Linked DNA regions of Homo sapiens: region 2 is linked to region 1. The links are chromatin contacts, found by Hi-C or POLR2A ChIA-PET in ENCODE. All regions are on one chromosome and are shown on one strand. The core of a region is the stretch at or near the end of the contact, and the rest is flanking DNA. Distances in the headings are between cores, read along the strand shown.

The links. Hi-C counts contacts between places; a loop is a spot of excess contacts on that map. ChIA-PET counts read pairs that join two places held with the same protein, here RNA polymerase II (POLR2A). Pooled maps may share reads with other maps.
Region 2: a pooled map shows a loop between it and region 1 (4-fold over the local background). The contact joins the enhancer-like site here to the promoter of ZNF557 in region 1. A Hi-C loop is called at or near these places in 2 of 50 pooled maps. POLR2A ChIA-PET finds 5 or more read pairs at or near these places in 3 of 52 experiments (H1, HEK293 and T-cell).

Annotation. Positions count from the first base shown.
Region 1 is chr19:7,067,394-7,071,365 of GRCh38, reverse strand. It overlaps ZNF557 (zinc finger protein 557), which reads right to left and starts at 1,663. Exons shown (of 8, transcript NM_024341.3): 1 at 1,593-1,663; 2 at 713-804.
Region 2 is chr19:7,212,165-7,216,136 of GRCh38, reverse strand. The region is part of intron 2 of INSR (insulin receptor); the gene reads left to right. Among named protein-coding and RNA genes, the nearest start is that of INSR, 80 kb to the left of the region's middle. RefSeq lists enhancers at 2,479-3,024, 3,025-3,571. Within about 2 kb of position 1,761, at least 2 of the 41 ENCODE cell types and tissues checked have a DNase peak (open chromatin) inside an H3K27ac peak, as active enhancers do.

The DNA.
Region 1 (3,972 bases), core at 414-2,913:
TTAAAATTTTATGGAATCTTAATTGGTCTACATTTAAATTAAAACAACCGCATGGACCAGCAGCTACCTTATTATACAGCATAAGTCTACAGGCTGGCAGGCCTGTTAGGAAAAGAAAAAAATAAAAGAAAAATTGAGATGTCTTGGAAGGTTGAAAAAAAAACTTTTAAATAGTGTTTACATGTTTTGTGTACTGATTTGCATATAGCTGTATTTACTGACTTATTTTGACACACATTATCACACACCCCTTAGTATCCTTCTCTTGAATATAAGGCATCAAACAAATAATTTTTAAGATACCCTCACTCGTGGCTCACACCTGTAATCCCAGCACTTTAGGAGGCCGAGGTGGGTGGATCACCTGAAGTCAGGAGTTCGAGACCAGCCTGGCCAACATGGCAACACCCCATCTTTACTAAAAATACAAAAATTAGCTGGGCGTGGTGGTGCACCCTTGTCATTCCAGCTACTTGGGAGGCTGAGGCAGGAGAACTGCTTGAACCTGGGAGGCAGATGTTGCAATGAGCTGAGATCGCACCACTGCACTCCAGGCTGGGCAACGGAGTGAGACTCTGTCTCAAAAAAAAAAAAAAAAATACCCTCACTGTTAGTGAGTCCTTGTGTTTACAACCTGAACACAGGAAAAATCCATTCACAGGTTTTCTACACAGTGGAGTCTTGCAACTTGCAGGTTCTACACGGTACCTACCTGATCATACAGAAGTCCACGGATCAGTGAGGATAGGTGAAACTTGAGGCTGGTTTCAACACAAATCTGAGCTTGAATTATACTTTTTTCGTCTAAATAAAAAGGGCACAAAAATCGCTTATGAGGCCTTTTGTAGGGAGTAATATGTACGTATAGTAAAATGTATTTACTGAGACTAATACAGTTGTTGCATAGAAAGACCACCCCATTCACTTAAAAAAAATTGATTTAAAGAATAAGAACCCAGGCTACTGGCTGTGCCTGAATTCACCAGATTCCTATCCAGCCATCTGGTCCCTAAAATGGGACAAGAAGCTTAAAGCTGTTTTCATCTGACTTGCTTAACTCATTTGGCTGGAGATTGTATGGTGACTCCAGATGCTTTAAATTCGTCACTTTAGGCCTTATAAGTGGACTCGGCTGAATTCTAAATAATTTCTACAGTGTATTCAGGACTGCAGAGATTTTAATGCCCTCCAGCAGGGTTTCCCAACCTGGGCACTAATGACATTTGGGGCTGGATGAGTCTTTGCTGGCGGCGGCTGCTTTACGCGCTGCAGGATGCTGAGCTGCTAGCATCCCTGGCCTCCACCCTCTAGATTACAGTAGTAGCACAGTCCCTCCTACCCTCCATTTTGTGACATCCCAAACCGTCTCCAACTATAGCCAAAAGTCCCCTGGGGCGCAGAATCGCCCCGGGTGAGGGCGACAGGGTGAGGACGACAGAGTGAGGATGACAGGGGCGCGGGGCCCGGACACCGGAGGAAACAGCAGCTTCGGGCTTAACTGAGCGCACAGCCCGAGGCCTCAGGGGCGGAAACCCGGCTCCCGGGAGGGACGCAGGCCCGCGGCTGGGGCCCCTCTCTGGACTCGGACTCACGGAATGAAGCACCTCTCGCGGAGACCGAAAGATTCTCCCAGACGCTGCAAGCGCGGCTCTTCTCACAAGACACAAGCGCGCTTCCGCTTCCGGTCTCCGGCTAGCCACACTGCACCTCCGCTTCCGGCTCCAGCTGGTCCCAGCCCAAAATGCGGCGTGTCAGGACCCCCGGGTTCAGGCTGCAGGTGCAGCAGCCGCGCACCCCAGCCTCCGGCTGAGGTGTTCTAGTTTGCTTAGTTATTAATAGAACCAGGTTGGGCCCTGGCTAGGGACAGCCGCGGAGGCAGGGTCGTCCTGGCGCGGGTCTGTGGCAGGGTTGGGGGCGGAACTAGCTCTTGAGCGGGGCTGTGGGCGGTACCAGGCCTGGAGGCGGGCCTGAGTGTTGACGGGGACCAGTTCCGGGGGCGGGGACCAACTCTGGAGCGGGGCTGTGGGCGGTACCAGGCCTGGAGGCAGGGCTGAGTGTGGGTGGAGATCAGCTCCGGGGGTGGGGAGAAGTTCTGGGGCGGGACCGTGGGCGGTACCAGGCATGGGGGCGGGGCTGTCAGGACAGAGACTAAGTTCCGGGGCGAGGTTGTGGGCGGGCATTAGGTTTGATGGGCGGATCTTGCTGTGGGTTAATACCAGGTTTGGTGGGCGAGTATGTGGACAAGATAAGGCAGTGGTGGGGCATGGAATGGGGTTGAGCTAGTAGGCTGAGAGGACAAGACTTGGTGGAGGTCAGTTTTTGGGTGTAGGGCTTTTTGTGGATTTTAAAACTGTTCAGGTAGCAGGATGCAAAATGAACTCTTTAAAGTTTTCTTCAGTCATTTCTCCACATTCACCGCCTGTTAAAATGATATAGCCACACATTTAGGGCGTGTGTGTGTGTGTGTGTGTGTGTGGCTTTTCGTTTGTTTGTTTTGAGACAGGGTCTCACTCTGTGGCCCAGGCTGGAGTGCAGTGGTGCAATCATAGCTCACTGCAGCCTCGACCTCCTGAGCTCAAGCCATCCTTCCACCCGGGCCTCCCACACTACCAAGCCTGACTATTTTTGTATTTGTTTGTAGAGAGGAGGTCTGTGTTGCCCAGGATGGTCTAGAACTCATGGCCTCAAGTCATACCCCACTTCGGCCTCCCAAAGTGCTGAGATTACAGGTGTGAGCCACACCACACCCAGCCTTTTTGTGTGATTTTGAGCTTCCTAATTTCTTTCAAAAATGGGATCATGTATGCATATTTCTCCCATCCAGAGGGGGACGAGGGGAGGGAGGACTAGGGAGGGATGTCTCCAAGTGAAAGCCAAAGCTGATTAATTGTCTAGTGCACATCTGGATCTACTGAAAAGAGAACTACATTTCTGGTGGAGAAAATAGGTGTTGGATTCATAGGAAGAAATAAAAAAGGAAATTTTAAAATTTAAGAGATCAAAAGAAAAAATGAGAAAAAATTATTAATGACATACTACTTGTTACATGTCTGGCTAAGGTTTAGATGCTACAAATGGTAAATATTGATGTCATAAAATGATAAACATTGAATTTTGATTTATCCAGATTCCTTAAATGATTATGTTTGGTGAGGAAAATTAGTTTTACAGTACGTAAGAGTTATGTGCTAATTGTTTCGGAGAAGAAAGTAATTCAATATAGTTTAAAGCTGATAAATGAAAAAGCAGTATAAATACCTAACTTACAAATATGTAATTACTATCAGAAAAAAAAAAAAGTTGCTTCTAGGAGCCAGGCTACAGGGTGAGGAAGGGAGCTTTTCGTTGTGAAAATTAAGATGTTATTTGAGATCTATGTGTGAACACATACAGCCTGAATTTGTATGCAAAAGGAATCGCTAAACTCTAGGGAAAAAATGTGAATATGATTCACTTTACAACAATGGAATGTATTTGAAGACTCTGGAATTCAAGAATTAAAAGGAAAAAAAACCAAAAACCCTATGGCCATCCTAGTGGACAAATGAATGGGACATTACTTTCCAACCTGCCTGGTAATAAACAGTTTTACATACATTATCCCTAAATATTTTCACAGAGACCTATAAGGAAGGTGTTACTATCTATCACTATTTATAGATGAGGAAACATATGGTGATCTGTGTGCTAAATTTTTCATATTTCATTGTGGGCAACAAGCCATCCAGGTGCCGAGGCAAGAGACCGAGGGCATGAGCTGTTCCAGTATAATAAAATATATAAAATAAGAATAGTTATACTAGATACAGATCATAGATATGATTATATGTGAATAGCATTAATCATTAGTTTGTAGCAATTACTCTTTATTCCAATATTATAATAATCCTAACTCTACAATCATAACCTAGGAAAAACCAGGCCATACAGAGATAGGAGCTGAGGGGACATAGTAAGAAGTGACCAGAAGAC
Region 2 (3,972 bases), core at 512-3,011, 140 kb before region 1:
TGGTCAGGCTGATCTAGAACTCCTGACCTCAGGTGGTCCACTCACCTTGGCCTCCCAAAGTGCTGGGATTATAGGCGTGAGCCACCGTGCCCAGCCTGCTTCCATCTTCTTAGCCACTTTTCCCTCAGGTGAGACCATGAGATTAGGAACCTGTTTCAATTCCCGTCGGAATTTCCCAACAGAGCTGGGGCTTTGTGATTCGAATATGTTCAGAGAAGGAAGCAGAAGGAAGCAGAAATGAAGGATGTTATCAGAAAAGGAGACTCAGGGTTGGGTGTGGTGGCTCACGCCTGTAATCCCAGCACTTTGGGAGGCCAAGGTGAGTGGATCACCTGAGGTCAGGAGTTTGAGACCAGCCAGGCCAACATGGTAAAACCCTGTCTCTACTAAAAATTACAAAAATTAGCCAGGCGTGGTGGCATGCGCCTGTAATTCAAGCTACTCGGGAGACTGAGGCAGGAGAATCACTTGAACCCGGGAGGCGAAGGTTGCAGTGAGCCAAGATCATGCCACTGCACTCCAGCCTGGGTGACAGAGCAAGACTCCATCTCAAAAAAATAAATAAATAAATAAATAAATACAGGAAAAGGAAGCTCGGTAGTTTTCAGGGGCTGCTGGCGTTTCCAAGCTTTAGGCATTTTGCTTTGAGTCTTTTTCTGTCTTTCGAGTCATCCTGAAGTGGAACCGAGAGAGGACTGAGTGGGTGGAGGGGGTGGTGGTGGGGACGGCTGTCTGCTCTGCTGGAATTGAGAGTCTGGGAGATCATTGTGGTGTTTTTGGAGTGATTCTTAACCCCAGATATAGACAGTGACACAAGGGGCATAAATACGAGGAACAGTGACCTTCCCTGGTGTCCTTGTTTGAAGCATTTGACCATCTGGGCAAGGCCTGGGAGTGTCTGAACTGGCTGGTGCTTCCATGAACAAGCACAGACTCAGAGCCCATGGTCCTGGGTTCGAATCCTAGTTCTTCCACTTCTTTGCTGTATGACCTTTGTCTACAAAAAATAAAAATTTAGCCAGGCACAGTGGCGTGTGCCTGTAGCCCCAGCTACTCGGGAGGCTGAGGCAGGAAGATCCATTGAGCCCAGGGGTCGAGGCTGTAGTGAGCTATGATTGCACCACTGCACTCCAGCCTGGGCAACAGAAGCAGACCCTGAAGAAAGAAAGAAGCTGGGAAGACAGGGAAGAAGGAAGGAAGAAAGGAGGGAGGGAGAGGGGAAGGAAGGAAGGAAAAAAAAGGGAGGGAACAAGGAAGGAAGGAAGGAGGTGGGGACGGAGGGAAGAAGGAAGGAAGGAGGGAGGGAAGGAAGGAAAGGGAGGGAGGGGAGGGAGGAGGGAGGGAGGGAAGAAAAAAAGGGAAGGGAAGGAACTTTGGAACTACTGAACATCTCTGTTTCCTCATCTATAAAAAGAGGGATAAGTCATCATCATATCTTCCTCTATGGTCATTGAGTGGATGAAATAAGACAGCATTTGCAAATCCCCTAATGCATACCTGGCCCCTGATTTTGTTCCTTGGGCTGCAGCGATGATAGAGGTTTAAAACCTCCAAACGCTGTGTTGAAATCTCTCACGTGGACAACCAGCCCACCAGCAGAGAATGTCATTTTTCCATCCTGGGTAAACAGGGTAGAGAAGAATGAGGACCTCAGGCCAGGTTAGAGAGACCTCGCTTGGTGACCTTGGGAAGGCTTTTAACTTTTAACTTTAATGCTAACATCTGGTTCCCTCCAGTTAGGCAGTCGGCGGCCTAGCCGTCTTGTCTTGAAGTTTCTCTTGCCTTCCATCATGGGTTTATTTGTTCAGCAAATGTTTATGGAGGGCCAGCACAGGGGGGAATAAGAACTAGAGTTCTGGGAGGACGTGTGAAGAAACAAGTTCCGAGCCCCAGGGAGGAAAGAGGTCATTGCCTCCCTCTGGGGAAAATGTCTCTTCTCATACCTGGTTCACTTCTTAAATGGAATTTCCCCCTTCAGATGAGTAAGGCGTTTAATCACAAAGAGAAAACACCTTCATCACATAGCCATCCTTAAAAGGCATTTATTGTGAAGCTGGTTCATAGACTTCTCGCCCAGGTTGCTAACAGCCAACCTGTCTGGGTTTTGGGAAGTTAAAGTGTCTGTATCCCATTTCCTTTTTTTTTTTGAGACAAAGTCTTGCCCTGTCACCTAGCCTGGAGTGCAATGGCACAATCTCTGCTCACTGAAACCTCTGCCTCCCGGGTTCAAGCGATTCTCCTGCCTCAGCCCTCCCGCGTAGCTGAGATTGCAGGCGTGCACCACCACGCCTGGCTAATTTTTTGTATCTTTACTAGAGATGGGGTTTCACCATGTTGGTCAGGCTGGTCTCGAACTCCTGACTTCGTGACTCACCAGCCTCAGCCTCCCAAAGGGCTGGGATGACAGGCGTGAGCCACTGTGCCCAGCCAGTTCTGACTTTTTAACTTGTGATTTGACTTTTCCTGTCTGAAGTCTTTCTCTGCTGGACGTGAGTTGTTGAAGGTGTTGCTTTTCTTTGTAGACAATTAGAGGCGCTCATGCACTGGGCTATGGACAATAATACTTTGAAGATGTGCAAATGATTTGCAACCTTTGTTGCATAAATTATCCCTCTGAGATGCTGTTTGGCTTGATAAATAAAGGACCTGCAAGAGAGAATTTATCTTGAGCATTCCTTGGGGGAGAGAAGCAAAGGGGAAGTGAATGCTGCATAATAATTCTTTGCATACTTTATGGAGGGTGGGTTCCTGCAGTGCCCTGTAGGGTTTTTTGTTTGTTTTTTTTTTTTTTTTTTGAGATGGAGTCGCTCTGTAGCCCAGGCTGGAGTGCAATGGTGCGATCTTGGCTCACTGCAACCTCCGCCTCCCGGGTTCAAGCGATTCTCCTGCCTCAGCCTGCCAAGTAGCTGGGACTACAGACGTGCTCCACCACGCCCAGCTAATTTTTGTATTTTTAGTAGAGACAGGGTTTCACCGTGTTAGCCAGGATGGTCTCGATCTCCTGACCTCGTGATCCGCCCACTTCGGCCTCCCAAAGTGCTGGGATTACAGGCGTGAGCCACCGCGCCCGGCCCCCTGTAGTGGTTTAAAGCATCTTCACTGTTATTCTAAGCCTCACATTTTAAACAGAGCTGAAAAAGGACTCTAATTGCTGGCCTGGGATCCTTGTGTGCTGTAGGAATTCACTGAGGGGGCGGGGCTGGAGAGGGCTGCTAGAGGGTGGTACAGAAGCAGATGGAACTTTCTCTCTGGCTGGACACAGTAGCTCACACCTGTAATCCCAGCACTTTGGGAGGCTGAGGTTGGTGGATCACCTGAGGTCAGGAGTTCGAGACCAGCCTGGCCAACATGGTGAAGCCCCGTCTTTACTAAAAATACAAAAAATTAGCAGGACGTGGGGGTGGGTGCCTGTAGTCCCAACTACTTGGGAGGCTGAGGCAGGAGAATCGCTTGAACCCGGGAGGTAGAGCTTGCAGTGAGCCGAGATCATGCCATTGCACTCCAGCCTGGGCAACAAGAGTGAAACTCCATCTCAAAAAAACCCAAAAATAAATTTAAAGAAAAATTTTCTCTCTGATTCTGCCTGCCTGCCTGCTAGACTGGAAGCACCATGAGGTCAAGGTCCACGATGTCTTGTCGCTATTGAAGCGCCTCCAAAACATGGCAGACCCTCAGCAAATCTTGGACAGATGAATGGGCATTCGATTCAACATGTGTCTGCTAGGTGGGAGCTGAGCGGGAATCGCAGGGCTTGGGTCCCGGGGATGATGGGGAATGGCAGTGTGACTGTGGGGAAGCCAGGGGAATGGGGTGCTGGAGCCCCCAAAGCTATAAATCAGGGCCTGATGAACAGACAGACAGATGGACCAACTTAACCATTTCAGCCCCATCGGCTTTGATGATTTCCCTCTGGCTCTGGCAAGAGTCTCGCTCACCAAGTGGTTCTCACCCTAGGGTGGGTCTGGATATTTC